5 separate regions of the Mus musculus genome follow, and all the other regions are linked to region 3. Evidence: chromatin loops called from intact Hi-C (ENCODE). Cell type or tissue: left cerebral cortex. All regions are shown on one strand. Each heading gives the region's core, and the rest is flanking DNA. Links, peaks and the distances in the headings are about the cores only.

Evidence for each region. Hi-C counts contacts between places; a loop is a spot of excess contacts. Peaks named below come from ENCODE experiments on the same cell type or tissue, not always from the same donor. Only the 100,000 strongest peaks of a DNase experiment are listed, where the experiment ranks them.
Region 1: a loop joins it to region 3, with 2.0 times the contacts of the local background. A loop is called at or near these places in 2 of 42 quality-filtered maps.
Region 2: a loop joins it to region 3, with 2.0 times the contacts of the local background. A loop is called at or near these places in 2 of 42 quality-filtered maps.
Region 4: it touches region 3 in a loop (2.1-fold over the local background); 2 of 42 quality-filtered maps call a loop at or near these places.
Region 5: a loop joins it to region 3, with 1.9 times the contacts of the local background. A loop is called at or near these places in 2 of 42 quality-filtered maps.

Annotation. Positions count from the first base shown.
Region 1 is chr3:136,446,889-136,452,882 of GRCm38, forward strand. It overlaps 1700030L20Rik (RIKEN cDNA 1700030L20 gene), which reads right to left and starts at 2,461. Exons shown (of 5, transcript NR_040592.1): 1 at 2,071-2,461; 2 at 1,592-1,702. In left cerebral cortex, for the core only: no CTCF peak of the experiment used is centred there; DNase peaks (open chromatin) are centred at 3,804, 4,259 and 4,680; H3K27ac peaks cover 2,640 bases.
Region 2 is chr3:136,036,474-136,042,467 of GRCm38, forward strand. No RefSeq gene overlaps it. Among named protein-coding and RNA genes, the nearest start is that of Gm31243, 140 kb to the left of the region's middle. In left cerebral cortex, for the core only: no CTCF peak of the experiment used is centred there; DNase peaks (open chromatin) are centred at 3,185, 3,781 and 4,267; H3K27ac peaks cover 1,950 bases.
Region 3 is chr3:136,162,909-136,168,902 of GRCm38, forward strand. The region is part of intron 7 of Bank1 (B cell scaffold protein with ankyrin repeats 1); the gene reads right to left. Among named protein-coding and RNA genes, the nearest start is that of Bank1, 160 kb to the right of the region's middle. In left cerebral cortex, for the core only: a CTCF peak has its summit at 2,710; DNase peaks (open chromatin) are centred at 2,779, 3,964 and 5,270; H3K27ac peaks cover 1,326 bases.
Region 4 is chr3:136,376,831-136,382,824 of GRCm38, forward strand. No RefSeq gene overlaps it. Among named protein-coding and RNA genes, the nearest start is that of Bank1, 54 kb to the left of the region's middle. In left cerebral cortex, for the core only: no CTCF peak of the experiment used is centred there; DNase peaks (open chromatin) are centred at 3,150 and 3,741; H3K27ac peaks cover 2,422 bases.
Region 5 is chr3:136,367,235-136,373,228 of GRCm38, forward strand. No RefSeq gene overlaps it. Among named protein-coding and RNA genes, the nearest start is that of Bank1, 44 kb to the left of the region's middle. In left cerebral cortex, for the core only: no CTCF peak of the experiment used is centred there; DNase peaks (open chromatin) are centred at 2,494, 2,851 and 3,772; H3K4me3 peaks cover 686 bases; H3K27ac peaks cover 1,233 bases.

The DNA of each region.
Region 1 (5,994 bases), core at 723-5,722, 280 kb after region 3:
TGTTTGTAGGCCTAACAAAGTATCATTAATAGTATCAGGGGTTGTTGGTTGTCCATGGGATGGGTCTCAACTTGGGCTGGTTATTGGTTTGCCATTCCCTCAGTCTTTGCTCCATCCTTTTGTCCCTACTTTTCTTTCAGACAGGATAAATTTGGGGTTGAAAGTTTTGTGGGTAGGTTAGTGCCCTTATTGCTCCACTGAGGTTCCTGCCTGCCTACCGGGGGTGGTCTCTTTAGGTTCCATATCCCCAATGCTGTGAGTCACAGCAAAGATCACCCCACCTCCCTTATCCCAGTCACATGCTGGACATGTCAGCTCAGGCTCTAAGATCAACAATTTACAAACAAGACCTCATGAAACTGAAGAGCTTCTATAAGGCAAAGCACACTGTCAATAGGACAAAATGTCAATCCAAAGATTGGGGAAGGATCTTCACCAACCCTACATCTGACAGAGGGTAGTATCCAAAATTTATAAAGAATTCAAGAAGTTAGACACCAACAACCCAATAATCCTACTTTCAAAAATGGGGCACAGAGCTAAACAGCGAATTCTCAACAGAGGAATCTCAAATGGCCAAGAAGGTTTAAAGAAATGTTCAGGGAAATGCAAGTCAAAACAATTATGAGATTCACTATTACACCCATCAGAATGACTAAGATAAAAAACTCAAGAAATAGCACATGCTGGCAAAGATGTGGAGCAAGCAGAACACTCTTTCATTGCTGGTGGAAGTACAAACTTGTACAAACTTGGCAGTTTCTCTGAAAGGTTGGAATAGTTCTACCTCAAGACCCAGCTATACCACTCCTGGGCATACAATCCAAAATATGCTTCACAATTCCACAAAGACACTCTTGTTCAACTATGTTCATAGCAGCTTTATTCATAATAGCCAGAAACTGGAAACAACCTAGATGTCTGTCAACTGAAGAATGGATAAAGAAAATGTGATGCATCTATACACTGGAATACTATTCAGCTATTAAAAACAAAGACATAATGAGTTTGAAGGCAAATGGATGGAACTTGAGAATATCATCCTGAATGAGGTAACCCAGACCCAAAAGGACATGTACTCATTTATAAGTTGATATTAGCCATAAATTATAATATACCCATGATATAATCCATGGACCCAAAGAAGCTAAACAAGAAGGAAGGCACAAGTGAGGATGCTTGAATCTCACTAAGAAGAGGAAACAAAATAATCATAAGAGGCAGACTTAAGGAGAGAGGGGATGACTTTGGGAGAGGGGATGGGCCTGGGAATGGAGAGAGCTCAGATCAGATTTGGGGAAGGACAGGAGAAATGGCCAGATAGCTACGAGAATCAATGGAAATCTGCAACTGACTGGAGTCGGGACGTAGGGGACTTACTCTTTTCTAATGAGGGAAAGGGAGTAAATTTAGATGGGAAGGGAGGTTTGGCAGAACTGGTAGGAGTACATGGAGAGAAAACTGTAATCAAGATATAGTATATGAAAAAGGAATCTATTTTCAGTAAAATTAAAAACTAAGATAAAATATGTAAATTTTCTTCCAAAAACATTAATTTTTTAAAAATTGTGTCCTCCAGAGTCTCTCTGACCTGCTCCACCAGCTGAGAAGCAAGTTCGTGAGCACATGGGGTGGGGCTCACTCCACACAGAAAGGGCCACAGCCTTGATGCTCTCCAGTACTGTCATCATGGGATCTGGCTCTGTTAGGAAACCAGTGACACAGTCACAGAGTAAGAACATATATTACCTTTGTTGGCCATTGACTCCTTAATTTTTACCTAAATAGCATTAAATATATTCTTTCCAAGTTCTGGCAAGATTAGAATGCTGATTCATTCTCTCTCTCTCTCTCTCTCTCTCCCCCTCCCCCTCCCCCTCCCCCTCCCCCTCCCCCTCCCCCTCCCTCTCCCTCTCCCTCTCCCTCTCCCTCTCCCTCTCCCTCTCCCTCTCCCTCTCCTCCCTCTCCCTCTCCTCCCTCTCCCTCTCCCTCCCCCTCTCCCCCTCCCCCTCCCTCCTCCCCCTCCCCTTCCCCCTCTCCCTCCCTCCCTCCCTCCCTCCCCCCCTCGACCTCTTGTGCACAGCAGCTGTCCTCAGAGGCAAAAGGACAAGAGAGTTGAACTTGAGCTCAGTCTTTTCCTACCAAATACACGCGAATCACTTGTCAAAGCACAAGTCAGTTAGCTGGTTTTGTGCTCGTTCTGCTATTACTTATTATCCCCAAAACATTTATCAAACACTTCTCTCCACTGTCTACTCTCTAGAATCTGAAGCAAGCCTGTCTTGCCAGGCACACACTCATTCCATCCTTTAAATGACTATTGCTGATGAATATATAATCTCTGTCTTTGGCTCCCCCAGATTTTAGATAAGAGAAAGGACATAGTTCAAGTGGTCCTGTTTCTCTTTCCTTCTATGCTACAGATCTTGCCCTACATCACAACCCTTCTTCCAAATGTCTTAGGAATCTTAAATCTCAACAGAACATGCTGCTATTCACAGAGAAGGAAGTTGTGCTCCAAATTCTGACTCCTATGAATGCACCATGGGGAACGACTCTAGTCACATCCTGTCGCACTGGAAACCCACACAGAGCAAGGTTAGCATCAGATTCTAATGATGTCACAAGAGCCTTAATTATTCCACAATAGTTGTTCTGACCCCAGCGGTACAGATGGCAGTGATACAGCATAGAAACCTTTATCCCCAGAGTCTCCCAGAGACAGATGGTAGGGGTGGGGGTATCTTTGTATGTGAAGAGATCTGCCACTCTGCTTCCTGGGTAGGCTGAAATCGTACATTATACTCAGGAAGGACACATGAATTCACCTAGTCTAATCTAAATATTTGGGTACAGTTTATTTTTATTTTGTTATTCAACTGCCTTTATCCTATAGACAGTTTTGAAATGTAAGCAAGCAAACAAACAAACCCGAAGTATGTACAATTGCCTCTCAATATCTGTGAACTGAAACACCATCTTTGAATACAATGTATTAGGGGAACTTTTTCAACCATACTGAACATGCACAGATTCATTTAGTTAGCCCCTAAATAATATATTATAACCACCATTTACATATCATTTACCAGTATCAAGTGTTATAAATAATGGTGAAAAAATTTAATGTACATAGAGAAAAAAGAGCAAAGTTATGAGCAAGTTCCACATCTCCTCTCCAAAGCATGAGTCAGTTTCATGGACATTGGTCTCCATGGGTCCTTCTGGAATGGAAATTGGGTAAAAGGGTCATTACATATAAATAAAATGTTTCTTTAAATAGTAATATATACCTTTATACTCATTATATCCAAACAGCTACTATTAACTATGCATCAAGCTACCTAACTGCTCTGTCTTAATCCATTCATCTTCAAATGAGCCTTAGATTGGCCTTATTTGATAGTACTTTTGTAAAGATTAAATACGTTGGTATGCCTGTTTTTATACAGTACTCAAAATATGTAAGTTATTATTATACATAATTATAATACATAATTATATAATAAGGTAATTATTATAAATGATTATATAATAAGGTATCTTACTATGTATAATATGAGCTATAGCCAATTAGTCTCTTCACTATGGAAATGAGATTCTTGAAATCCAGAAGAAAAACTGCCTTGACAACTTGGCAGTGATTCTGGCAAAGGCAGGACAGTCCCCAGTATGACAGTTCCTCCTTCCAACAGGCCACAGTGGCAAACACTGAGATGCAGGTTGCTACTAGGTATGAGGTCCTATACTAAGAACTTTCCATCGTCAGCTATCATGGTCCTGTAAAGCAACCTTAAAAGGCAACTGATGTTCCAGTTCTAATCTTATCCGGGAGAAAACTAGGACACACACAACTTCCAAGATACAGAACTCACCCACTATTTCACATCTAGCAAGCTGCAAAACTATGTTTTAAGTCAGCTATTTCTTGCTCCAAACATTGGTCAATGCCCTACCATAAGGAAATTTCTTCATACTAATCAGAGCATACTAGTGAATCTCTGAACTAATTAAATTAGGCATGGAAAGGTCATAGAAAGCAAATATTTTCCTACAGATTTGATTCATCAAGAAGGGACTTAAGGGGCTGAAGAGATGGCTCAGCCGATAAAGGCTAGGCTCACAACCAAAAATATAAGAAGGGACTTGAGAATCTCGAAGAATTGAGTACCCTCACTTTCAGAGATGTGGCCCAAATCCTTCAAGTGTATCTGTGTCTACCATCTGTCTTACAGCTTTTCTGGTCCACAGCAGTGTGACACACTCTTGTCTGGGCTCATGTCTCACTCAGCATACCTATTTTCTTTCTGAAATCCCCAGCTGCCTTTCTGTATGCTTGTGGAAAATTTTTCAGTACCACGAGTGCAATCGTAAGACCTCCAGTTCTTTCTGACTTGTTGGTGAGAGAGTAAGGTGTTTGTCAGACCTGAGTGTTGTGGCTTTGGCTGAGCTCCTGACTTACACGTTCATCAGTGTAGAAAAGAATCGACATGGCGAAAAAATGTTGAGTAAATTTGTTTATGAACCCAGACAAATCATGTTCCCTCTTTTGAATAGGAAAGACTCCTAAGCAGTCTTTTGTGTTGAAATGTGATATAATTCCACCCTCCCCGTTCTTCCCTGCCTTTGGACATTGCTCACTGGTATTTCACAGTGAGTCAGGCCTGCCACAATCACAGCCTTGTCTTGCTTCACTGTCACCACCTGCTTTCCCATCAGCCCAACTGATGAAAACTTTGTGCCAAGCTGAAATGTGTGTTTTACTTATTTTTGTGTTCAGACAGAAGCCTTTGAATGAACGTTGGAAAGCTACAGCCACACATCTCACTCATACAACACAAAATGGAAGTCTCAGTAGTCAAAGGGAAAGCTGGCCACTTCAAGATAGATCTACAAGTGTTTATTTCACAGACTGGTTACGGAGACGTACAGGCCATTTTATCTTTATATACAACAGATGCCTCCCATCTTTAGTTGTATATCTTTTTTTGCCAAAAGTCAGCTGCTGACGGGAGATATAAATGTTCTGTAGAGAATTTTGAACAACATGGTGGTTAATCTTAGGTCAACTTGTCTAGATGAGAGGATGCCCAAATAAGAAGGAAACACTATTTCTAAATATGTCTGTAACATTTCCAGAAGACATTAGACTGAATAAAGATCTACCTTACCATGTGAATAGGCATCAATGAATCTATCAAAGGTCCTACAAAATGACAAATGTTAAAGAAGAGGCAGTCTCTCCCCGTTCTGGGACATGAACCTACCTCTTTCATTCTTGTTTATCAGAGATCTCAGTTCTTAAGGTTCAGATTTCAACCAGGGTTTAGACTGTGTCCTACTTAATTCCTGGAACTATAGTTTGTGTTGGAATGAGACCATCAGCCTTCCCTGTGACTCTGACTAGCATAGAGGGGAGAGAACTTCTGAATACTCCCAATTAAATGCACCAACCTTGTACAATACATCTTTTCTATACATTACATATGGATCCTAAAAGTTCTATTGCTCTGAAGAACTCAGACAAATATGGGAGATTTATAATAACACCAAGGTTGAAAACAGAATGACAAAAGATTTGTTAAAATGAAGCAGCCTACACACCAATCAGTGTAGTGATGCATACCATCAACTTCAGAATGGACCAGTATAAAACAGGATCTCACGATCACACTGAGTTCCATGTCAGTGCTGACTTACCAGTAATAGAAAATTGCTTTCACACCAGGTAGTTATGGTAAGGCTCAAGTGGGGAGATTGTTATCTAAGCCCTTCAGATAATTGTGTGCTCTTAAGAAAACCATTTAGCCTCTCTAGGTACTCATTCCCTCATTTGCAAGGTGAGAAAATTGTAAAGGCAGTCTCCATTTTCTCCTATTACTAAATTATGTTTACTATCTATAAGCATCACAGGGATTAGCCATTTGGAGAAAAGAAGCTGAGACTGGTTACAACCATGCAGCATTTCCCTGGGAAATTCAGCAGGAAGAAAGC
Region 2 (5,994 bases), core at 519-5,518, 130 kb before region 3:
AAATCTACCAGTCTAGTGGAGCATAAAAATTACTGTTCATGCATACATATCTACTTCTTATTTATTGCTAAGGTAAGAAATATCTAGCTACCTCTACTTTTCAAAATTACTATGCAACAGATACTTTCCCCACTATTTTAATTGTTAGATCTCCCAGGGTGTTTGTATTTAAAGAGGGCATTTGACTCATTTTGATCTTTGTCCTTTCTTGTGGTTTTATTGTTTGTTTATTTATTTAAATTTCCTTAGAACCTCACAGTTACATTACAGTGTCTGCGATATAAATAACTTTCCCAGTACTTTTTCTTTCTCAACCCTGTGTCTCATTTTTTCTTTTCCTACCTCCCTTCCCTGCATCGTAGACTCATTGCTCTTCCTCCTTTCTCTGGCCCCTTCGCCTCTGTCACATCAGTAACCCTAAGGCCCCTCCCTCTGTCACTGGTGCCTCTCCTGGGTTACCCTCAGGAAGAATAGGGTTTTGCTCATCACCTACAAGTACCTGCCCTTGTCCTCTCTCCTTTCTTAAAGGGCAGGTCCGGCTCCTTCTATCTAAATTGCAGATTCACAAAGAAACTCAAAAGAAGCACTGCATGATTTTTACTGAGGATTTCAGGGACTGATCTGGTTTTGTTGATCTGTTAAAGGAGGTGAATATCTGAGCAGATTGGGAATTAGCATTTTTTTGTTTGTTTTGTTGTTGTTGTTGTTGTTGAAACTCTCATTTAAGCTTAGGGAGTTAAAAGCTGATTTTAAAAGTTGAAATGAGTCTCATCTTCTGGTTCCTTTGGTGCTGATTTCAGCGTGTGACCTCTGCAGACTCCTAGCAAGTGTCACATTTCTCTCTGCTTTCCTGCCCCTGTGTTGTGGAGCTGTGGGGGCTGCTGTGGGGGCCTTGGGATTCCTGCTTTGTCATCCTCTATGCTCTCGAAGGTTCTCTCCATAGAACAGGCACTTGCTTATTATCTCTGCTTACATGATGCTCTCTAAAGAAATCTCACCCTCAACATCTGTCCAAACTGTAGCTCTGTAGCTCTGTTCTTTCACTGTTCACAAAGAAAAGAAGTCATGCAGGTGATACTAGAGGGTGGTTTTGAGCAAAGAATATAGCACAAGGACGGGGAGTGAATTAGGAAACCCTGGAGTCTGTTGATGTCTGGCAAAATGTGGCTAAGGAAGATTTGCTTTGCATAGGCTCCAGAGTGAGTTCACAATTGTGGGCAAGTCTTAATGCAGACTTAAGCTAATAGCTATGATAACATGATTTCGATTTGAGCAGCACTACTTTCTGAAGCCAAGGCTATAAAGATGAAATTGATTTCAAAATGCACACTTAAACCTTTCCTTTCAACACTAGAACACACAAAATGTGGAAGGTTAGAATTAACTAAGAGAATTAATTTCCTTAGAAAATGGTTACATCTGTTAGAAACCTGTTCATTTTTTATCCCGGTAACTTTGTGTCAGTGTCAGTAGGACAAGTGTGACTTTGGGCTAAAGAAAGCCATAGATAAGGTTACAGAAGGAAGGCCAAGAAAAGTGATCCTCTATTTGAAATGGTTTGCAGGGAAGGAACAACAGTTCAAACAGGAAATTAAAAATTGGAAATCAGGTATGCTATGTTGTAAAAGAGAAAAATGGTAGTTATTACTCTGCTGTTCATAGTCAATATCAAGTTTACAGTGTCTAGCTATTATTTGTTTTCTACAAGGAAGATGGGCTAGGATGACACTGAAGTTAGGTTGATAGCAGTTTAGGGCTTCCTGGAGGTGACAGAGTGAGAAATGCAGGGGACTTACTGGATAGGACATTTGTGGACAGCAGAGGTGGACACAGGCTGGTAGGAGCCTTACTGGATGGGACATCTGTGGACAGCAGAGGTAGACACAGGCTGGCAGGGGCGGGGTCTAGATTGCACTGCATGTCTGGCACCTAAGAAAAGAGGCGCAAGGAAGAACGGTGAGGCTGGAAGAGTTGAAGACTTCAGTGCCTCCTCTCCAGAGGTCTTAATGAGGTTCTGAGACCACTCAGCTACTCAGAACAAAGCTTACCCCTTGAAGAAATCCTACACTGGGAGAGGGTAGCCTGGCTACAGCTCTCACACAGTGCTCAGGTCTTGGTTGGGAGCAACAGGTAGGCAGAACTTCAGTGTAAGTGGCGCTGTGGATTCCAAAGTTCATTCATTACTTTTCCCAAAGCTGGCCACCCCCATGGAAAGGGCAATCTAAGTAGTTCCTCCCTATGTCTCTCTTATGTTATATGATGAGAGCTGTGCTAGTTAAGACTACTATAATAGTATTTCATAATCAGATGGGTTCAGAAACAACAAAGCCTTACTCCTCGTTGTTTTGTGAGGCTAAAATGTCTAAGATCAATGTACATTCAGAGTCTAATGGGGTTCTGGTTTTCTTGCTGGGCTGTCTTGCTGTGTTCCATTTGTATTGATAGGCAAAGGGTCTCTCTGGTGTCATTGGTGATAGCCGTGACCGTCTAGATAAACAGCCACTCCAGACTTCTACGTGTTAATGCCATTTTCTTTGGATCAACACATGAAGTTTAGAACTGGGAGACCAACATTCTGAGCAACTACTATTTGAATTCTGGCAGCTTCATTCTTTGTCAGGCAGGTTCACAGGTGTTTGCTTTTGTTTCTGTATTGAAGCCTAAGGATTTTAGCAAATATTTCTTTAAGCTTCATCCATTTATAACTCTGTAACTAGCATATATACCCAAACCACTCTGCTCATTTACGCAGTCTTTTTCATAAGTGATTTGAAGAAATTTGTCTGAGAATTGTGAGTAGTTACTGTCCCGCGGCTCGGGTTGTGCAAAACATGTGCTATTTATAATTGATTTTCCCTAATGTGTTTATTAAATCTTTGTCTCAAAGTATGTCAAGCATATGCTGCTAACAATGTAGTGAATCATTTTGTATTTCTACAATAAGGGGCAGTTAAAAAGTACCCAGTATCCAGCCTATTTCAAAGGACCTTGGGTGGGCAAGAGATTGACTATCAGTCCTGAGTGGGAAGAATGGTCGTCCTCCCAAAGATTATGATAGAATGCACCAGTTCCAATCACATCCCATCTGGAAGAAGTGTCTGAAGGCTCACAGGCTCTGCTTTCCATCTAAGCACACCCCGGACCACATGTCTGAGGGGGTGCTCAGCCAGCAGACACCCACAAGTTTCATCTGGTGCTAAAAAAAAAAAAATGGCAGATCAGAAAGCTTGGAGTGCAAGGCTGAAATAAGTTGCCCTGAACTGACTCTTGGGCTCTGTTCCTTGCTGCAGTTAGGACGCATGGGGACGGGATGTTTTCGCGTTAAAGTTGAAAAACTCTGAGAAGGCATTGGGAAAGTAGCTCAAGTATCACCATGGCATCTTTCTAAGAATTAAAAATTGTGCACTAGGAACAGTTTTAAGGAAAAAAAATGATGAAAGAAACTGACTTTGAAATAACTACTTTGAATAAACTCTACCTAAATAAGCTGAGCACCGAGTCTCTTGTTCACTTGAGCCAGCCCTTCCATCCTTCATCTCAGAATCAAATCTGGGTACACTTAATTTGTCTAGACTCTTTTCTTAGAATTTCCTTAAAAAGAGTTGATTGTTCTCTTCTGTAGAGAGATAAGGCTGCTTCCAGAAGATGAAAATGCATGGGTTAAAATAAATGATCATGAACATCGAAGTCATTTAAATTTCTTTAAATTTTGTACTGGAGTTGAGTGAGGTAACACAGGCACAAAAAATTAAACACCGAATGTTCTCCCTCAAAGTGGCTCCCAGCTTGAATCCATAAGTGAGCATGTGTAACTAGGAATTCTGTAGGAGAAGGAACTGGAAAGGAGCCCCTGAAGAGAGCTTGTCTTAACAGAGGGGATAGTGAATGTAGTGATTACATAAGCAGAAAGGGGGGTTCAGAGCAGGTGGGAAGGTTTAAAAACTGAAAGTGTGTAGGAAAAGGGGGATGAGGGAAGGAGGAAGGGTTAACCAAAATGACAGGAGAATGAAAAACATCCTTATATAATCTTATAACCAAACAAAGCCAAAACGAAATGAGCAAGCAGATTTGGAAGTGACATATCCTTCAGGATTGGAAAATAATTCTTGAAGCTATGGATTACTAAGCAAAAGCTCCAATGATAGGTGTTGGATAAATTCTTAAGGGTTATTATTGACTGATGTTGGTTGTAGGTGCCGTAGTACAGAGAGAAGCTCACCAAGATGCTAAGCCATCACTTTGCGAAGGAGCAGAGGGGTATAGCCTTTCAGGTTAGACTAATACCCAGCTAGCTCACTCCAGCTACTTGATTCAAACATCATACAAGGTTAATTGGGGCTGGGGAAGGTTCCAGCTACCAAAGTTGTCTTGCCCTTGCTGCCCATGAGAGCAGACACCACACACAAATTTCAGTTCTTTTTGACCATGGCTAGCCATAACGAAAAGTAAGAACTCCAGGTTTGCCAGGAGTGGGTTAGGTCTGAGATTAATACAGCTTCAAGCTCTCCTGTAGCTCCAAGTGCAGACCTTCCGGAGAGACAACATTTCTTCAAAGTTTGCACAGCCTCATAACAATTTCTTAGCCTCTACTGAATGATCCAAACTTAGCAAAGACTTTGGTGAAACATTTAACCCAAAGCCAGACATAAGGCTTTGCTCTACATATCACTACAGGTTATTGGTCAGATTATAAGACCCTACTGCTGAAGAAACCATATGTCTTGGTTGCATGATATAGAGAAAAAGCTGGAATGAACTAGAAGCCTCTTCCCTGCTAGCCTTCTTTTTATTTTAAAATAATATATCACTATTAGTTTTTTAATGAGAATAAATAGATAAAGTCTTTTTGTTTGTTTGTTTTGTTTTTAGTAGAGCTTAAAATATTGGCTCTTAATGTGGTACAAACACAAAATAAGAACAGTTTTTGGACATGGGAGTTTATTGTAATAAGGCTGTACTTGAATGTTCCTCACATCAAAGGATTTTACCTCCATAGTAGATAAGAGTTGACAGTTCTGCTGCACCAAGGAATGAATTGTAGGCATGATTTTTGGATACAGATTTCCTGCTATGGTCAAACCTATTTGACTTGAGTGATTGTCATCATTCTCAGCCCTCAGGGAGCAGGTTGCATTCATTGAAGAAATGGTATGTGTATTAAGATGGTATATCCATGAAGTCATTCATCAACTGTTTAAATGAACAATGGTTCTGCTTGGAGGGTGGCACAGACATTAGGTGAGGGTAAGATTCTGGTTCATTGGCTATGATGATTTTGAAAAGCACTCATCTCAGAATACGAGTAACTTATAAAGTCCTCTTCTTCAAAATTGATACAATAATTATAAATATCAAGCAAGGCCTTCAGTCTCATGCTTTGCTGTTGTCTTACAAGGCACCTCCCAAATTAATTGTCTACATTGCTCTTGGCTGTATAAATAATTTTGAAATACGTAAGCTGTTCTGAAAACCATAGTATAGTGTACAAACGTCAAATAATCAATCCTACTAATAGAGAGGCTGAGATAGGAGAAGCATGATTTCAAGACCATCCTGTTGCACACAGAAAGACCCTTTCATGTACAAACAAGCAGAAAGTGCATATGGATTGTACAATATAGGACTTATTTCTCCCATTACCAAATTAGAGGGACCATGGGATGACAGCTGGCAAATTTCTAATTCTTCATATTTTTGACTTTCAATCGATTAGGATATGTTGGTAATATTAATTTTCATATTACAAGATATTAAGGAAAAGTGATTGTTACTTCCTGTTAATTTTCTTGTTAGAGGTGGAATTATGTTTGAGTGGGTTTGTTTAAAGATTACTTTCTTGATTTTTCTAGGGTGTAGTTTCCTTCCTTGTGTTGGTGTTTTCCATCTATTATCCTTTGAAGGGCTGGATTTGTGAAAAGATATTCTGTAAATTTGGTTTTGTCATAGAATATCTTGTTTTCTCTGACTATGGTGATTGAGAGTTTTGCTGGGTAT
Region 3 (5,994 bases), core at 617-5,616:
TTGCCTTCATTCTACCTCCATTTTCTTTCATCATGGGTAGAGATGAATTCCTCATTCCTCTGTCTGACTCTCTTCCCCATTACATCTCATCTTAGCATGTGCCCACCTTGGATCTTGTTCATTCTCTACTGTCCACTAAATGACTGCCAACTTGACACGCCTTGAAGAAGGAACCTCAAAGGTAGAATTGACACTATGCAGGCCAATGGGCACAACTATGGAGCATATCCTTGATTGATAATTGATATGGGACAGCCGAACCCACTATGGGCACTCCCATTCTTGGAAGGTGAGAACAATGCTCCATGAGAAATGTAGCTTCAGAAGCTAGACAGCCAGCAGAACTTCTCCATGCTCTCTGTCTTATTCCCTGCCTCCACACGCCTGCCTTGACTTCTTGCCTGACTTTCCCAAGTTAAGAACTGTGACCTGATCTGTGTGCAAGATCAAATAAATCCTTTCCTGCCCAAGCTGCTTTTATTAATTAGATATTTCTTTATTTACATTTCGAATGTTATTCCCTTTCCTAGTTTCCCCTCTGAAAACACCCGCTCCCCTCTCCCTCCCCCTGCTCACCAACCTACCCACTCCCACTTCCTGGCCCTGGTAGTCCTTTATACTGGGGCATAGAACCTTCACAGGACCAAGGGCCTCTCCTCCCATTGATGATCAACGAGGTCATCCTCTGCTACATATGCAGCTAGAGCCATGAATCCCACCATGTGTTTTCTTTGATTGGTGGTTTAGTCCCAGGGAGCTCTGGGGGTACTGGTTAGTTCATATTGTTGTTCCTCCTATAGGGCTGCAGACCCCTTCAGCTCCTTGGGTACTTTCTTTAGCTCCTTCATTGGGGACCATGTGCTTTGTCCAATGGATGGCTGTGAGCAAGCGGCTTTTGATTAGTGTTTTATCAAAGCAACAGAGAGAAAACCAGATCAATGACTGTTTGCGCATAACTATTCTTCATAAGACTGTGCTAGAATCCCACAGAGATACACAACAATCTTGACAAATGACAAAATGTTACCTGTTCTTACTACACTGGGCTTCGTTGGGTACCTAGTCATTTTGTTTTTCCTTGTATATGGCTGTATAAATAGCCTGTTTAACCTAGAGTGAAAAATAAGGACAGAGAAGTTGTAACTTCCTTATGTGTCTTCCTTACAAGTTGTGTGGGTGCTGTGTACTCGGAGGCCACTTAATGAATTCCATTTGTATTTAGAATACTATTATTTGCTGGGTTTAGGTAAACATGTCTTTCTAGTTTAGTTCATGAAAGAATCATTTAATGAGAAGTAGAGGCCTTAGATCTGGCTAGAATTGTTGTGACCACTATGCTTTTCACCCATATCAAAGGGGCACCAAGTCCCCTATGAGGAGTACTTGTCTTGGAACTGATGAGGGAGCACCATGGCCTCTTTGAAGATGCATCCTGATCTCTGAGGCAATACTCTCATCCCTATGGGGAACACTCAACTCCTATGAGGGACTATGCTTGGATCCATGTAGTGAGTTTCTACACCCATTTGAGAGTGGGATAGCATGAGCTAGGGACCCCATTCATATCTATGTGAGGGAGCATCCAAGCTCTGTGAAGGAACACTCTGGCCAATGTGAGGGAGCACTCTCATTCCCGTGAGAAGTACTAAGGCCAATGCATAGGAATGCCCCAGTTCATGTAAAAGAAGGCACCTGACAACATGACATAACAAATGTGCTTATGTGAGGAGGCCTCCAGCCTATGTGAGGGAAGGCCATGGTCCCTTTGAGAGAGCACCCTCATCTATGTGCAGGAACACCTGGCCTTGGGGGAAGCACCTGGCTCATGGCTAAGACCCCATGCTCTTCTCATGTCAATTTGTCAGCAGTGGAATTCTCACTCTCAATGATGTGTTCATTCAGGGAAAGTAGTGATCTTTCTGATAAACTGATAAATGACCTGAGTGTCACAAGGATGAGGTAGAATCCTGACCCTCAGATCTCTGGTAACCTAAGCCAGAATTGGTTTGTTACCTTTACAATGAGGTAAGCAGTTTCATCATGTGACTTTTCTAATAGACTTTACTCTTGATAGGTAAGACTTCTGCTCCTTCAGCCTCGATCAAAGAAATTGTACAATTGTATAGAAACAAGCATTACTTCCAACCTCTGGATGTGGAACCTCATTGATGAGTTCACTCCTGGGACTGCCTTTTCTGTTCATGCCTACAGATAATGAGGGGGAATACTGCACACATGTCCGATGAGATATTAATCTTTGAAGGTGTATAGTTCCACCTAAATATTGTTAACTTGCTTTGGCATAGTGGGCATTTTCTTGCTATGGTTGAACATTTTCAAATTTTAGTAGTGTTCTACATATCGACTGTTCTTGCCTGTATCATCAGAAATCTACTCTCTAGGAAGCATCTTAAGAGGCTTCAGTGCTGAGAGGAAACATCTCAAGCTGGACACAGGGTTTCACTGCTATACTGTGCCTTTGACTTTGGTTCCGTAATTATGACTTCCTGGCAGAAAGTTGATTTCACAAGACAATCTGTGAGTTTTATACATCAAAGTGAAATTATCAACATACCAGAAGCTTTCACACTGTCCTCTCAAGGGCTTTTGGTTATGTATGCTCTCAGCTATTTGAGATGGTAGTGTTTCCCAAAATACCTGCATTGCCATGCAGTCTGCCACCAGAGTGCTGGAGTGCAGCCATGGCTGGCAGCGAGGCAGTTCCTGCTATGGGAAGGACTCTGCTGAGCCGAGCCTGTGTACAGGACTGATGTCAGTATCCATTATCCACACAGCTGCTACGGATCCTTCTATCATCCTCCATCCCCCCCTCCACCATTTCTTATTGGAATCCAGCTTGTGGCAAACTGATTACAGTAGAGTGACCACTGCAAGGATGAAGACAAGAAAAGCTTTAAGGACATGTGAAAGTGTTATCTTTGAGTAGGAAAGCAGTCCTGTAATATTCTAGAAAAATAGCACCAGATGGGCCCGGTTGGCATACAACTACCCGAAACAGCAAGAATTATTTTAAGAGAGAGAGAGAGAGAGAGAGAGAGAGAGAGAGAGAGAGAAGAAAGAAAGCAAATCACTGGGGCAGCCTGCTGCAAAGCAACAAGAAAAGGCAGTAGCTGTTTCCTCAACATGACTTAGTGTCTTATTCCAGTTCACACAGCCTAACAGAATGCCACAGGCTGGATAATTTATAAACAATGGATGATTACTGGGCACACAGTCCTGGGTGCTGCAAAGTTCCATGGGCACCAGCAATCTAACAAATGGGCAGCAGCCCATCTATGCTAGGCAGACACGGGGAGTCAGAATGAACTCACGCTTTTTGTAAAATACACACCTGCAGTGGTGGCACTGATCTGTGAGAACAGACTCAGCACCACCCAGACACTTCTTAAAGGGCCCACCTCCCAGTTCTGAAATAGTGATGAATAAACTTCAATTCCTCTTTTGGAGGGGATATTCGAACTTAGTAAAGCAAGGACAGATTTCTATATCATGCTTGCTTTTAAAGTTTGGCAGTTCAATCAACTAGCTTACCTTGAGAAACTTCTTAGCAACTTTTAGTATCCCTTAAAATCTGTAAGGTAGATTTTGCTTCTAGGATTAACTTGAATTTAGTACCTGCCAGATAATAAGTAAATAAATGGTCAAGTAGAAACAAATATTGACCTCTAACAAAAATTGTGAAGATAGTGAAGATAGGCACCGCTGAAAAAAGGAGTTGTAGCTTCAAGTCTTGTGCTTCAAGAGGAAGACTGAATAACCAAGAAAAACACAAGATGCACATATAGCCCAAATGGCAAGTTTTCAAAGTTTCCACATAATCTTGAACTCCTCAGAAAGTTCACATAGTTTTCTATTTTGTTTCCAGGTCCAGTTCAGACAGTGTTTTCTTGATGATGGATCAGCTACTCTGAAGGAGGTGAGTCATGGGAGACTCCCACACCAGAACTCTGCGGAGAAAGGACTACACATTGCCGACAGTGGCTTCATCCCAGAGTGGACCATGAGTAATCGCAAGAACGTGGTTTACCTTAAGAAATAACATCTGTCTCAAGAACTGGTTACTGGAAAAGTACTAATCTCAAAGTAGTAATTCTTCTACTCTCTGCAATTTCCAGACACTGAAGACCAACTGAAGCAGGGAGAATAAACCAGTGAGACAGGGACATTATGTTACCCAACTTAAAAAGGCTTGTCTGACACAACTTTGGAGGGTTGATTACTAAGAGGACAATTAAGCCAAAAAAAAAAAAAAAAAAAAAAAAAAAAGCACATCCATTCTCCTATTGGTTAATCTGTTTTCTAATATAGTGAAGATTATAGGTTAATTTGTTTTCTGGTATAGTGAAGATTATAGCTGATGAGGAAAAACAGACTTGCCAGCAGTATTGTCGTACTAAGAGAAAAATGTGACAAGGGGCCTTTGGAAGACAACAACAGACAACGTGCAAAAAGCGATCAGTTGGTTTCCTGGGAACTAAGCGAGCATTTTTCTTTTTTTCTTTTAAAAAATGTATTGAAGATTTCATATGTGACTACAATTTACATCATTAAATCCCATCTTCTCTCCTTCTAACTCTTCCCATGTCCCCCTCTCAAGTTCTTGACCTTTATTTTTTTAATTTAATTTAATTAATTGAATACTTATTAAATATTATAGTTACATCTCTCCCTCGCTTTCTCCAACTCTCTATACAATTTCCTTCTGAATCCACTTAGTGTTGCTCTCATCTATATGTCTGTGTAGGGTGTACCACTTGAGATGGATTGAATCACCTCTCTGGGGACTTTTCTCTGGAGAAGACAGACTGACTTCCTCCTCTCTAAGCTGCCACTGTTTTCCTACAGCCCTTTATCTAGGGTGGGGTCTTGTAAGATCTCCCCACCCAGATTGAAATGTTGACGAGTGCTATCTTACTTATCTTCTATTGAGCTTCCTCTGTGAACTGATGGCAGAGCAAGGCATGGAGGTAGAGCAAGTGATGGGTACTGATAGGACTTTACATCCTTTCACAGAGAGGATCAAGAAGAACCCTTGGAATTACCTAGGCTATTCTCCAGGACTGCAGAGCATCTTCAAGTGCTGCATTCAAGGTCTGTTAACAACTTGATGTGCTTTTAGTTTGGGGGGAATAACCAAGCTTGCCTAAACCCGAAGATCTCTAGGACTTCCAAGGGAGCAGGGGATCATTTACTTCAGTCTCTGCTGGAGCTCCAGCTGTAATTACAAAGAATAAAAACAAACCAGAAAAGAAGATACTTTTACAATTGCCTGGAGAGCTGAAAGGTTCTGTGGGCGGAGAGGATGACCCGAATCAAAACTATGTGCCCGGTTTCCATGGAAATACAGGACAGAATGCTGAGGAAAAGTGAAAGTCATTTGATCCCATCTTCTGCCTACAGAGTCCTCCAGGGTAAGCCTTACTCTGGGTTTAGTGACAAGGAATGTATTCAAGTGATAATACTGTTACATGTATTATATGGAAACATCACTTTTAAATATTCTTAAAATAAGATATGTAAATTATATCTTAAAATATCTTATTTTAAATAAATAGGTAGTGGTTTTAAAAATACTGAAGGAGTCTTTTCATAAAAGCTCAATTTTAAAATGTAGATTATTTGGAAATATTTTGACAGTTATTAAGCAATCACCATACAAACATCATACTAAACATTTTATACCAATTATCTCCATTTCACTATCACACCAGCTATGAATGAAAAAAAACTTGTGTTTATTAGAAGTTCTCCCCTAAGAAATGCATATAGATGATTGACAGAACTGGGATACTCACAAAGACTTGATTCTCAAACTATGCGGAAATGATCTCCCCATTAATTTTTGAGAGTCTTACAATGCCACTTAAAAGGAGAGGGGGGTCAATCGTATAACTCAAAACTACATCAAAGATCTGCTACAACTTTGAACAAGGCGGGAAACAGCATGCAGGGCATTTTCTTCTGAAAGGGTGG
Region 4 (5,994 bases), core at 613-5,612, 210 kb after region 3:
TAAAATGGCCAACTCCTGATTTCCTGAAATTCTGTAAGTCAATTACGTATTGTACCAGAGACATAAGTGATATGGACAAAAGGTAAATAAGCTGAGGGGAATCGGAGACGAAGACAAATTGGGGGAAGATAGATTATATTAAATCGTGTTAGGTTGGGCCTTCTGCTGACTCATTCCTAGGGTGGGGCTGGAACAGAGTGAGGCCATCATTCAGAGTGCAGAGGAGGAGGAGTGCCATCCAGAGAGAGCAGCTGGGGAGGAAGCCCTCAGGCAAAACCACACCTGGCGCTTCAGAGGGGGCAGTGCACCAGCCACTTGGCTAGAGCATGCTTATTGCATAAGGAGTAGAGGCAGGAAGGAAGGCAGCAGCTCACTGGGAAGTCAGTTAGGTGGGACAGAGTCCAGATGGAGGGCTCTGAAGTTTACTTTTGAAGGAGTAAAAAAAAGCCACCAAAGGAATTGAGGAGGGGAGAAATAGGAGGTGACCCACTTTTTCTTTCCAAGAGTCATTCTGGCTAAGGAGTTTAGCTCGGACTAGACTGAAGCTATCGTTCTACTATTTTAATATTTTATGAATAGTATTGAAAAGTAAAAATACATTAAGAGGATCTCCTTTTTCCTTTGCCTCATTTCAGTCTAGTCTTCATGGGATCTTTTAAAAAGTCACACTTCCTGTTTATGGTTTATGTAAATAGACCTAGGTCTTATTTTGATTCTGTTTATTTGTCTATAATATACATGTGTGTGTCTTATATCTATGTATAATACATGTATTGTACATGTAACTGTAATGGAGTCAGTGGTGTTAAGGTCTTCTATTCATTGGATATGATGATAAATACCCATGTCTTTTCCTTCATTAGCTATGTTACTGGAATAATAGAACCATGCAATACACTTATAGTATAGGAACGGCAAACTAGTACAGCACTCTGTGGCTGCCTACATTTTATGTGTATTATTATTTGTCAGTTGTTCTATATGAAAACATAAAATCTAATATATACTCCTGCAGAACTCGGATTTTTATTTTTCTTCCCACACTTCTCAATAGTCTTGCAATTGAATTTATGGGTTTTAGCACCATTTAGACGCTGAATCCTCCCCTTAAAATCTCCTAAACGTTAATTTACATTTCTAGTGGAAAAAAAAAACTAAACCAACCACCATCAACAACCCCCCCTCCCAAAAATGTGTTTACCATTAAGTTTCATGGAAACCACAAGTATGCATTTATAGTTCACTGATGCCCCTGACCCTAAGCTCAGCCAGTCTAAGCCTTGGTTGGGTAAATTTCCTGCCTCTCCCTCCTCTGGTCTCACTAGTCACTAATGGTTCCTTCTGGCCACTGAGAAGTGCTTCTCCCACCATTTGACCTGTCTTTGATGAGTCTATGGAAGGAGAATCATATGGTCTTTTTATCAGTTCAGGCCTCAATTCTAGATTTACTTTTACTTTAGAGAGTAGAGTAAATCTTTTATTTATTCTTCATTTGCCGAACAGAAGTTGCTATCTACTTCATGGATTATTTAAAAGCAATTTACATTACATTTTGTTTCAAAAACCTCAAAAATATCACTATAATATAGATTGCCATCTTTTTAAATGAAAGTAAATTAAAAATTGTTGTCTTTAAATTACATAAATGGAAGAGTTTATCTTTTGGCTTGACAAAATGAGTTTATTTCAGTTTCATTTCTTTTTCTTTTCTCTTTTGTTTGTGATGTTAATTTAATCTAGGGCTTCATTCGTACTTTGCAATCTACCACTGAGCAATAGCCTAGGCCTTGCTAGAAATCTTGAGAAGTTCCAACTGCTTGCCTTTGCACTTATTAAAATGAATGTTCTTAATAATCGGACAAAGAATAGACATAAAGAAAAATATTTGCTTCTCTTGGTTACCACTACAGTAAATAGCCTTTAAATGCTTTTTCAAAAAATATTAGTGGTCAACTACTTAACAAAATATGACAGAAGAATCACACAGTCTCTGTTACCCTATGTAAGTATTCTTGAATACACTGGTATTTCCTAGTGTTTAAGATGTGCTCTGGAATTGACTTGAGCCTTAGAACTCATAACGATCAGTTTCTATATGATAGAAAAGCAAATGAAACACAAAGTATCATCTGTGGGAGAAATACATGGAAGGGCTAAGAATTTAGAGTCCAGTCACAAAATCTAGGTTAAAAATCACCTTATTCGACTAGGAGAACCTAGATAAGTTAATTTACCTCTGAGTAGGTAGTGTCATGATCCGAGGACAGACTATTATGAATACTAAATGTAATAACAGTGCTAAAAAACTTTAGAATAGGGCCCCATACTCAATAACTAATTGATTGATTTGCACACACATTCACATACACACACATACATATACAAACATACACAAACTTACACACACATATACTAAGGCCTCATGCTTAATAACCAATTGCAACATTGTTTAATAATCGCTGAGGAATCTAAAGACTATTAACACAATGAAAACTCAAATTCCTACAGTGAAAAGCAATTTTTTGGTGCGTGTGTTTACACACACACACATACATACACACACACAAATCACACTCAAATTTAATCATCTCATTTGAACATATTGCTTTAATATCCTTTAATTATACCTTTATAATGCACTTAAACATGTCAAGTCATCTTGGCATATCTTAAATTCATGTGTAAATTTTTCTATATAAAAAAGCATTATGGGCCTCCAGAAAGAAGGGTGTTGTTTTGTTCCCTACATGAGTACATATGCTTCTACTCTTTTGCAAGTTGAAACAGACACTTAGATCCTCAATAAATACAACAGTAACTCAGGGCACTGCTGTAATTTAAATGGTGTCACAGTTGATCACAGAGCCTTCTACCTAGCCACAAGTAAATAGGCTCTTCCTTCCATTATTCCTCTAACCATGCACTCATCAAGAGATACACTGGGAGGAACAGCGATCAACTTGCAAGAGTGGAGAGAAAAGGACTCCAGTGTTTAATAAGTCAAACTATCATCTAGGGTTCTTTCCAACTCACGACATACTGGGAACCTGTGATTCTAATTTCAGAACTATGTAGGTGGGGAAGATTGCTCCCTGGGCCCCCACACCAGATGCTAGCCAGTGCTAGAGACTTGAAGCAGACCTAGCTTATGATGCAAGAATGTTGAAGTGTGATTTGATAAGCATTACTTCTTAGATGGCTAACCCTGGCCTGAATTCTAATAATCTTCAAAGCAGAGTGATGAAGGGGCGTCTGGCTGTATACCGTCATGGCTAGGAGTTACAGATGTGAGTCAGGCTGTGTGAGAACAAGCGTTAGTTTCTGTCTTCTTGAATTCTCATCTCTGTGAGAGTTCCAGCTCCGAGAAAGGAGATAAGGCTTGAGATAAGTCTTTGTGGCTCTGTCCCAGTTTCTATACATACACTTCTTAGAGCTTCTCTCTTTCTACACATTTTCTCTTTCTAGGCCATCTTCTCTTAGCAGTTGGAACAGGAAATATCAGCTTAGAAGAGACACAAGCTGATTTGAAGGAATTTAGTGTCCTGTTAAAAGTGTCTATATCAAAGCAAAAAGAAGGAGCCATGTCGTACATGCTTGCGTTTTGGCAAATTAAATTAGTTCAGGTTAAAGACCCGTCATTTAATGGAATGTTCTACGTGAGCTCTGGTCTTATTGTTGTTATCTATCATCTTGGCTGCAGGAGCTTCAACTCTGGGACTCCACATGAGTTATAGCTAATCCAGCAGGATTCAGGTGCTCTCTTTCTTGATTTCCAGTAAACACTGACAGGAAACACAGCAGTTCCTGGCATAGACCATTCTATCCTGACACCACGTGTCTCAGGATAACAAACTCCAGAAATAGAGGAAATGAAGATCAAACTTCCGAATTAGTTGGATGAATTGTAGCAGGAGAGTTGTGTTCGTGAGCCTGTTCGGATGGCAGCTCCACTGTGAGCTCTCTACCTCACACAGGCTTCCAAGAACAGGTGCAGAGAAGATTAGGAGTTCCCTTAAAACCACTTGCATCTGGGGACTGCAAGGGGAAGGATTAAACTGCACGGCCAGCTGGGCTAATATCCGTTTATGGTCTCTCTTGAGATTTCTCTTTACTCCCGTTTACTCTTTCTACAGTGCTGTGCTTAATATTTCAATAAATGGTTAATCTTATTCTCAATTAGAGTGAGTCCTATTTGAAGTACACTGTAGTACATCAGCCAACAGTAATGCTTCATCCAAACGCCCTCCCCCAACCGACTGATCTTGCAATTGGATTATGTGTGTGTTCTCTACGCTGTACTGCACTATCCATTCTGACCTCAGAGAAGCTATAGCTAAATTGACAACTTAGTATACTATTCTTCAGCTTTTCAAATTCATACATCCAAGTAGGAGAATACCACCAGAGAAGATCACTTCCATAGTGATCATGTCTATAGCAAAAGTCCTGAACACTTCAGGTGAATCAAAGGAAGAGATGATGAGGGCAGGTGAGTGAGTATATCCCACTTCTTAAACATAAAGGCAAAGTCAAGCTTATAATTGTAATCATAATTGCATTGACACTATCAGCAAAATAAGGTTTAAAAAACTGTATAAAATGTGCACACTCATGGGACTGAGAATGGCATGTCTATCCAGGCATGTTCTGGGAACTAATCAGATAGTCTGCATTTCTCTACTCCTGCCTGCCCTTTCATTTCTAATTTCTGGCAATCACTATTTTTTTTAAAAATGGCTGTTTGTGTTTTGCTTCCATATCTGCAACAGAGCACGGCATGCTTGTGTGTGTGAACACATGTGTATATGTGTATATATGTGTGCATTTGCTTGTTTTCCCTCACACAATGTCCTTCTGTTCCATTGATTTTTCTGCAGCTAGCGAATAACAGGATTTGCTTCTCCTTCGTGTCTGAATAACATGCCGTAGTGCACACGGGCACGTCTTCATCCATTAGTTTATTGCTACTAGGGTAATTCCAACTCTCATCCGCCACGACTGCTACCATAATATATGCCGTATGAGTATCCTCCTTTTTGTTTTGTTTTGTCTCATCTGCTTGTCTCTGCATGCTGGTTTCATTTTCTTTGTAAATATACCCATAACCAGGATACCTGGACCATGTGGTAGATCTCTCTTGGGTTTGGTTTTGCCTTTTTTTTTTTTAAATAATCTATGTGGTTGTGCTGATTTGTATTTCCCCCAAGAGTCTATAAAAGTTCTTGTCCTCCATGCCTTCACCAGGACGCATTGATGTGTTGGTCATTACAAGCAGGATGAGGTTGTACTTCATTGGAGATTGATTTGCCACAGGTCAATCTGGAAAATGACACTGATAAACATAGAGCCTCAGATTTGTTTCTGTCTATAAAATGAGAAATTGGATCATGAAATATTTTTTCCTATTTCTATGATTTTTAAGGTACACATTCTGTTAAAATCAGAAGCAATACATGAATGGTTATTCTGAACATTTCTATATCAACTGTAGATAAAATATATTTTTTTCTTTCAGAGCTTCCTTTTCTCACATTTCCACCTACAGTGCATATTACACATGACAATTCATATCCCAGTGTTGCCATTCTCTCACGGTGAGACGGCCTCAAATCTGATTATCAAAAACACAGTGTGGAAGCCCCAGCTTCTGCACTCATTGTCCAAACCCTGGTCCTAGGAAGAGCTTCTTTATCTCCTTCTGCTCTCGCATTTGCTCTCCCAGCATTTGGCCCTCTCATTAGTATCATCTTCATTCTGCTCTCCCTTCCACCTTTGCCCGGATACCTCTAACTCGTGGTCCATTACTCCTTTCACGTCAGAAAGCACAACCTTCCAGTTTCCCTTGTGTCTCTCTCTAGAGCACACTGTAAAAACTTGTCATGTTTCCACTTCCCATGTCATCATCAGCTTTATAAGGATGCAGACCAAATTATCTTTTTTTATTTAATTTTTCTTGTTGGTGCTCAGTACAGTGCCAAAACCAAATCCTTCTGA
Region 5 (5,994 bases), core at 296-5,295, 200 kb after region 3:
TTTGTTCCCCACTCTATTTGATCTTCCTTCTTCTTGAGTTTCATGCATTTTGCAAATTGTATCTTGGATATTCTAAGTTTCTGGGTTAATAACCGCTTATCAGTGAGTGCATACCATGTGTGTTATTTTGTGATTGGGTTACCTCACTCAGGATGATATCCTCCAGATGCATCCATTTGCCTAAGAATTTCATGAATTCATTGTTTTTAATTGCTGAGTAGTACTCCATTGTGTAAATGTACCACATTTTCTGTATCCATTCCTCTGTTGAGGGACATCTGGGTTCTTTCCAGCTTCTGGCTATTATAAATAAGGCTGCTATATAGAATACAGGGCCCCCAATGGAGGAGCTAGAGAAAGTACCCAAGGAGCTGAAGGAGTCTGCAACCCTATAGGTGGAACAACATTATGAACTAATCAGTATTCCCAGAGCTCATGACTCTAGCTGCATATGTAGCAGGAGATGGCCTAGTTGGCCATCAGTGGGAAGAGAGGCCCCTTGGTCTTGCAAACTTTATATGCCTCGCTACAGGGGAACGCCAGGGCCAAGAAGTGGGGGAGTGGTGGGTAGGGGAGCGGGCGGGGGGACTTTCTGGATAGCATTTGAAATGTAAATGAAGAAAATATCTAATAAAAAATTGAAAATAAAAAGAAATCAGTTAGCACATGCTAATTGATATGACCTTTTGAAATGTATCCTAAACTAACTTCTGAAAAGCACTAAGACATTGAATAAGCAGTTTCCCTTTGGAATCTGTCCTCACAAGAGAGAAATGTGTTTAAGGGTGTTTACACAAGATATTTTATTCATCTGTAAGAGAACATTAAAATAAAGGAATGTATGAAAATGTATTGTGCCTAAGCTCAAAGCATGGTCATGATGGAAAATCAAGTCAAAATATAATATGCTGATATAAATCCTGATTTATATGATAGTATGAACAGTGTGATCTAACCATGGAGAAACAGGAAATCTGGCTTCTGCTTGGAAATGATGAGAGAATTAGAAAGAGTCAGCTTGGACTTTGTACTTATATTTAGAACATTTTATTGAGATCTATGTGGCATGAGAGGTTGTGGATTTGTATTTAATACAGTTTGGAAATGAAGATCCAGCAAACCAGTTACAACGATTTTCTGTGCTGTATACCCAGGACACGCCACCAAAAGTTTTCTCTGTCATCTCTAAGATTATTAGGTTTGGTCTCTTGTTACTTAGTCCAGATACTGGGAGATTATCAATGCTTCTCTCCTTTTATTTTTATGGAGAAATTATACTATTCTCAAATTTTAAAAAATGAAAAAGAAGTTCTGGATAGGGGCTTTTAAATGGAGATGTGATGTGGAAAAGAGGAAGCTGTCGATACTTCACAAGAAAAAGTGGCAATAATAAATCTGTATAGATCAAATATTTACCACCCAGATACTCCGGCCCAGATATTTCATAACTCAGAATGTTTCCCCATATTTATAAAGATAATAAGATGTGTTTATCTCAGAAGCTTTATGTGAAGTTCAAAGGCATTACACCAAAGATTGTATTTCAGCAAGAAAAACAACACAGTATTGCCCAACACAAACAAAACATGACTTCTCTTTTTTTACTTTTCGTTCTCTTTTTTGCATTTTATTTTATTGTTTATTTTTTATACTCCACATTTCATTCCCTGCCCCTCCACATCCACCCTCCATCTGCTCCACATCCCACACCTCCACCCCACCCCACCCCGTCTCCACATGGATGCCCCATTCTGACCCCACCTGACCACTAAACTCCCTGGAACCTTCAGTCTCTTGAGGGTTAGGTGCAGCATCTCTGAATGAACACAGACCTGGAAGTCCTTTACTGTGTGTGTGTTAGGGGTCTCATATCAGCTAGTGTATGCTGTCTGTTTGGTGGTACAGTGTTTGAGAGATCTTGAGGGTCCAGATTAATTGAAATTGCTGGTCCTCCTACAGGATGGCCCTTCTCTTCAGCTTCTTTCAGCCTTCCCTAATTCAACAACAGTGGTCACCTGCTTCTGTCCATTGGTTGGGTGTAAATATTTGCATCTGATGTCACTGAAGCTGGTGGGGAGATGGAAGAAGTGGGGTAAATGGGACAGAGACACCAGACACGGGAGTTATGCACAGTCCTGGAGACATTGCAGCACCATATGAGGCACAGGAGTTATCCACAGTCACCGGGACATCAGCAGCTCGAAGGTGAGAGGAAGGGTACTGGGTGAGAGAAACCGGGAACCAGCAAAGTTTCTTCATCTGCTTCAAGGGATTGCTGTGTCGAAGTGGCATTGCTCTGGTTTGCCATAGTTCAGAGTGACGACGAGGCCAGGAATGATTTCTGTTCCACCCGTGGCTATATTTCAATATTGTGTGGCAGTTTCTCATCTTAATTAGCCTCTGATTGGAGGACAGCTTGGCTGAAACTCACCCAGGAGGCTCGTGGGCAACCCACTTACACCCCTGCATCCCAGCGGATGCCACTCACAGATGGCCAATTTCCCCCACGGAGTGATTATTTTCATCATCGGTGAATAAAGTCCAGGGATTTTATTATGAAACCTTTGTCCTGAAGTAACTTGCTCAGAAGCACACAGTAAGTACAAAATCTCTCAGTAAAGCTTCAGCTCTTTTTTTTCTCCTACCAAACAGCTCATTTATCCTTAAAAGAGAGTAGGCACAACGGAAATACGCTGTAATAAAATCAACTAGGTTCTAAGAGCACTTTGTATTTTATTCCTTTAAAAATGTTTTCCTCTGTCTAGGTCTCCTTTGAATCAACAATATAAAAGCAAATCAATGCTCCTCAGCTGACATTCAGTACATCCCACGCTGGTAACGTGGGGGATGGATGAGTGCAGGGGCGTACTCACAGTGCGGAAAGTGAGCATAAAGTGTGAGCTGTCCGCATAAGACTGAAGAGACATCACTGTCACTTCCTGGTGAAGTTCCAAACCTGTCCTTCGGATCAGTATCGCTTTACATATGACTTGGTGTTTAATGAAGCCTCGGGAAAAGATCAGAGACAGACCATTCAGTCTAAAAGGAGGAGCCATCAGGCAGACGCTATAAGTATTCCTATTCATTCTTCTACAGTCGAAGTGTTTTCAGATTCCTAGAACATTGTGAGTTTTTCCTGCTTTTCTTTATTATTATTATTATATATTTTCTTTATTTATATTTCAAATGCTATCCCGAAAGTTCCCTATACACTCCCCCGCCCTGCTCCCCTTTTCAAAACATCCAAAAGAACACTTTATAAAATTACAACTGCAAAATACGATTTACACTGAGTGACGGTAACATCAGTTACGTAATTTAGGCTAATCTTGAGGAACGCTAGGCTACACTTGTTTGTTTTTTAAGGACTATTAGGAGACTAGACAGAATCTATCATAGTTTAGACATGTCTTGAGACAATTCCACTGCTCAAACTCCTGCTTATTTAATTCTGTAGGGGTTCTTTCATACCTCCCACTTTTCCTGATCTGTCTCAAAATGTTGTGATGGCAGAAGTAGGGAAACAATGATAATTTTATGGAGAATTTATTTTATTTTATTTTGTTTTATTTTATTGAAAATAGATTTTATTTTGGTATATTCTGGTTATAGTCTCCCCGCTACTCCCCCAAGTTGCTCCCCATTCACATTGACATCCTTTCTGTGTCAGAAAACAAATCAGCATTTAAGGAATCATAATAAAATAAGATTAAAAAAATAGGAATCCGACCAAACATCCAACCACAAAGAGACTGCAGGAAAAGCACAAGGCATGCATATAGATGCAGTGACACTCCCACTCACACACACAGGACTCCTACCAAAAACACAAAAGTGGAAGCCTTAATATATACACAAAGGACATCTATGGAAGTAAAACAAACAACAACATGGAGAAATCTGCCTGGTGGTCAACTGAAAGCCTCATCCCTTCTGCATATTGTTCATAATGACAGAAGGAGTCATGGATGCTGCCAGAAAGGAGATCCCCAGTCACACATGGCTATGGATTGCAAGCTGCAGCAATAACCTGCCTGGCCATATGTGTCCGTAAGTGCAATAGTGGCACGCATGTTAGAAAAGTAGTCAACGACTTTTGAAAATATTGGATTAAGGTCTTAATTATGGAATGGAACACATACTTGACTGTGTCTAGAAAGGTCAATGCCATTAAGGGGGAGTCTACTACTACTATTCTGTTACATGGATATAACAATATAAAGGTTCCTAATCATACATTATACCCATAAAGCATCAACCATCATTCAGCTTTGATAAGAAAAGCATTTTCTTGCAGTAAACAGCAATGAACACCAAGACTTAGGAGTGCTCAGCTATAAATGGGTGCCTACAACATACCCCGCTTCCACCTCAAGGCTCATGGATCTATGTTGAAATGTGTATGAGAGTCAGAGGTGATGGATGGCTCCATGGAAACAGTGTCTTCTAGATACAACATGGTGGATACACATATGAAGTCACAGGAACAGTGACAATATGAACGAAACCAATCTACCCAAACTCAAGCTATATAAAATGGCAGCCTGGAGGAGGAAACAGGGGGATAAAGTCAGACCCCTAGGTGAGGAACTTTGATATTTTATTGCTGCTGGAAGAGCACAAGTCAGTTTTGTTCAATAGAGTATCACCTGGCTTACACCACACTCCAAGACACGCTCCATGCCCACAAGTAGGACAACGCAAACTAGACTTGAGGGACCAGACTGTGGGATGTGTGTGTGTGTGTGTGTGTGTGTGTGTGTGCTGAGAGAAAGAGAGTACATGAAGTTGGATAGGTAGAGATGTGAAGGAGCATCCAGGATAACTGGAGGGATTAGGATGAATATGATCAAACTATATTGTATTAAAATTTCAAAGAATAATAAAGTCATCATTTTATAAAGCGATATGTGTGGTTGTAAGTTTCTGATTCTTATACTTGGGAGGTGGACAGAGAAAACTATCTGGGGCTCATTAGCTAGCAAGTTTCAGATCACTGATTGAACCTGTGTCACAGGCACTTGTGCACATACACACCTCCCCCAGTCCCCACCCCCACATATACACACACGTAAAGACGTGAATAATAACTGAGGAATATTATCAGAGGTTGTTCTTCTGGCTTTCACATGCACACATTTGCAAGAGTAAATGTGTGCCTCAACACGTGTGTACCTGCACATACATGAACTATACACATTTTTACACATATGTGTGTGTGCATACACATGCACACAAACATATTCATATCCCTCTCACTCCATAAATCTTATTCCATTAATGGCTAGAAAAATGTGGATGAAAAATCTCTACTTTATGTCTCTGGATTTCTCAAAACATCTTTGATCCCTATCTCGTCAGCAGACTTTAATTTTTACAGGGAGTGGGCTTCTCTTTGCATGTGACAGAGGAGAATGGGTACAGAGTTCTCTGGATTAGACTGCCTCTCAAAGCTGCAATAGGGTGGAGTTTGTCATCGAAATCAAAATTTATGGAGAACCGGGGTTATAGCTCACTGTACAGCATATGCTTGCTATGCGTGATACTTGGATTTTAATACACAGAATTATAAGTAAATAGATTAATAAAATTTTGCATATGATTAACTGTCCTAAGAACTATAATCAGAATTAAAATGGATGGACTATGAAAGGGGATGTCACTTAGATCATTTAATATATACTCTAGAATGAATCTATACATTCTCCTACAAACAAACTCATTCTGCTTTCAGTACAAGCAGTTCCAGGGATGAACTCACCTGATGTTATACAACTGATGCTCAAGATGGTCCATAATGCTGCCCATGCCTGACACTCAGGTTCTGTTGTTAGCCTTACCCTTGAACATAGAGGTAGAAACTGATGGTGTCTAGCAACTTGGCAGCAACAAAGTTGGGTCTGCTGCATCCATAATGATATCACGAGTTTATAATGTGCCTTTAACCAGTCTTTTATTAATTGCTTTCTTGATTCATACAACTTATTGAGAATA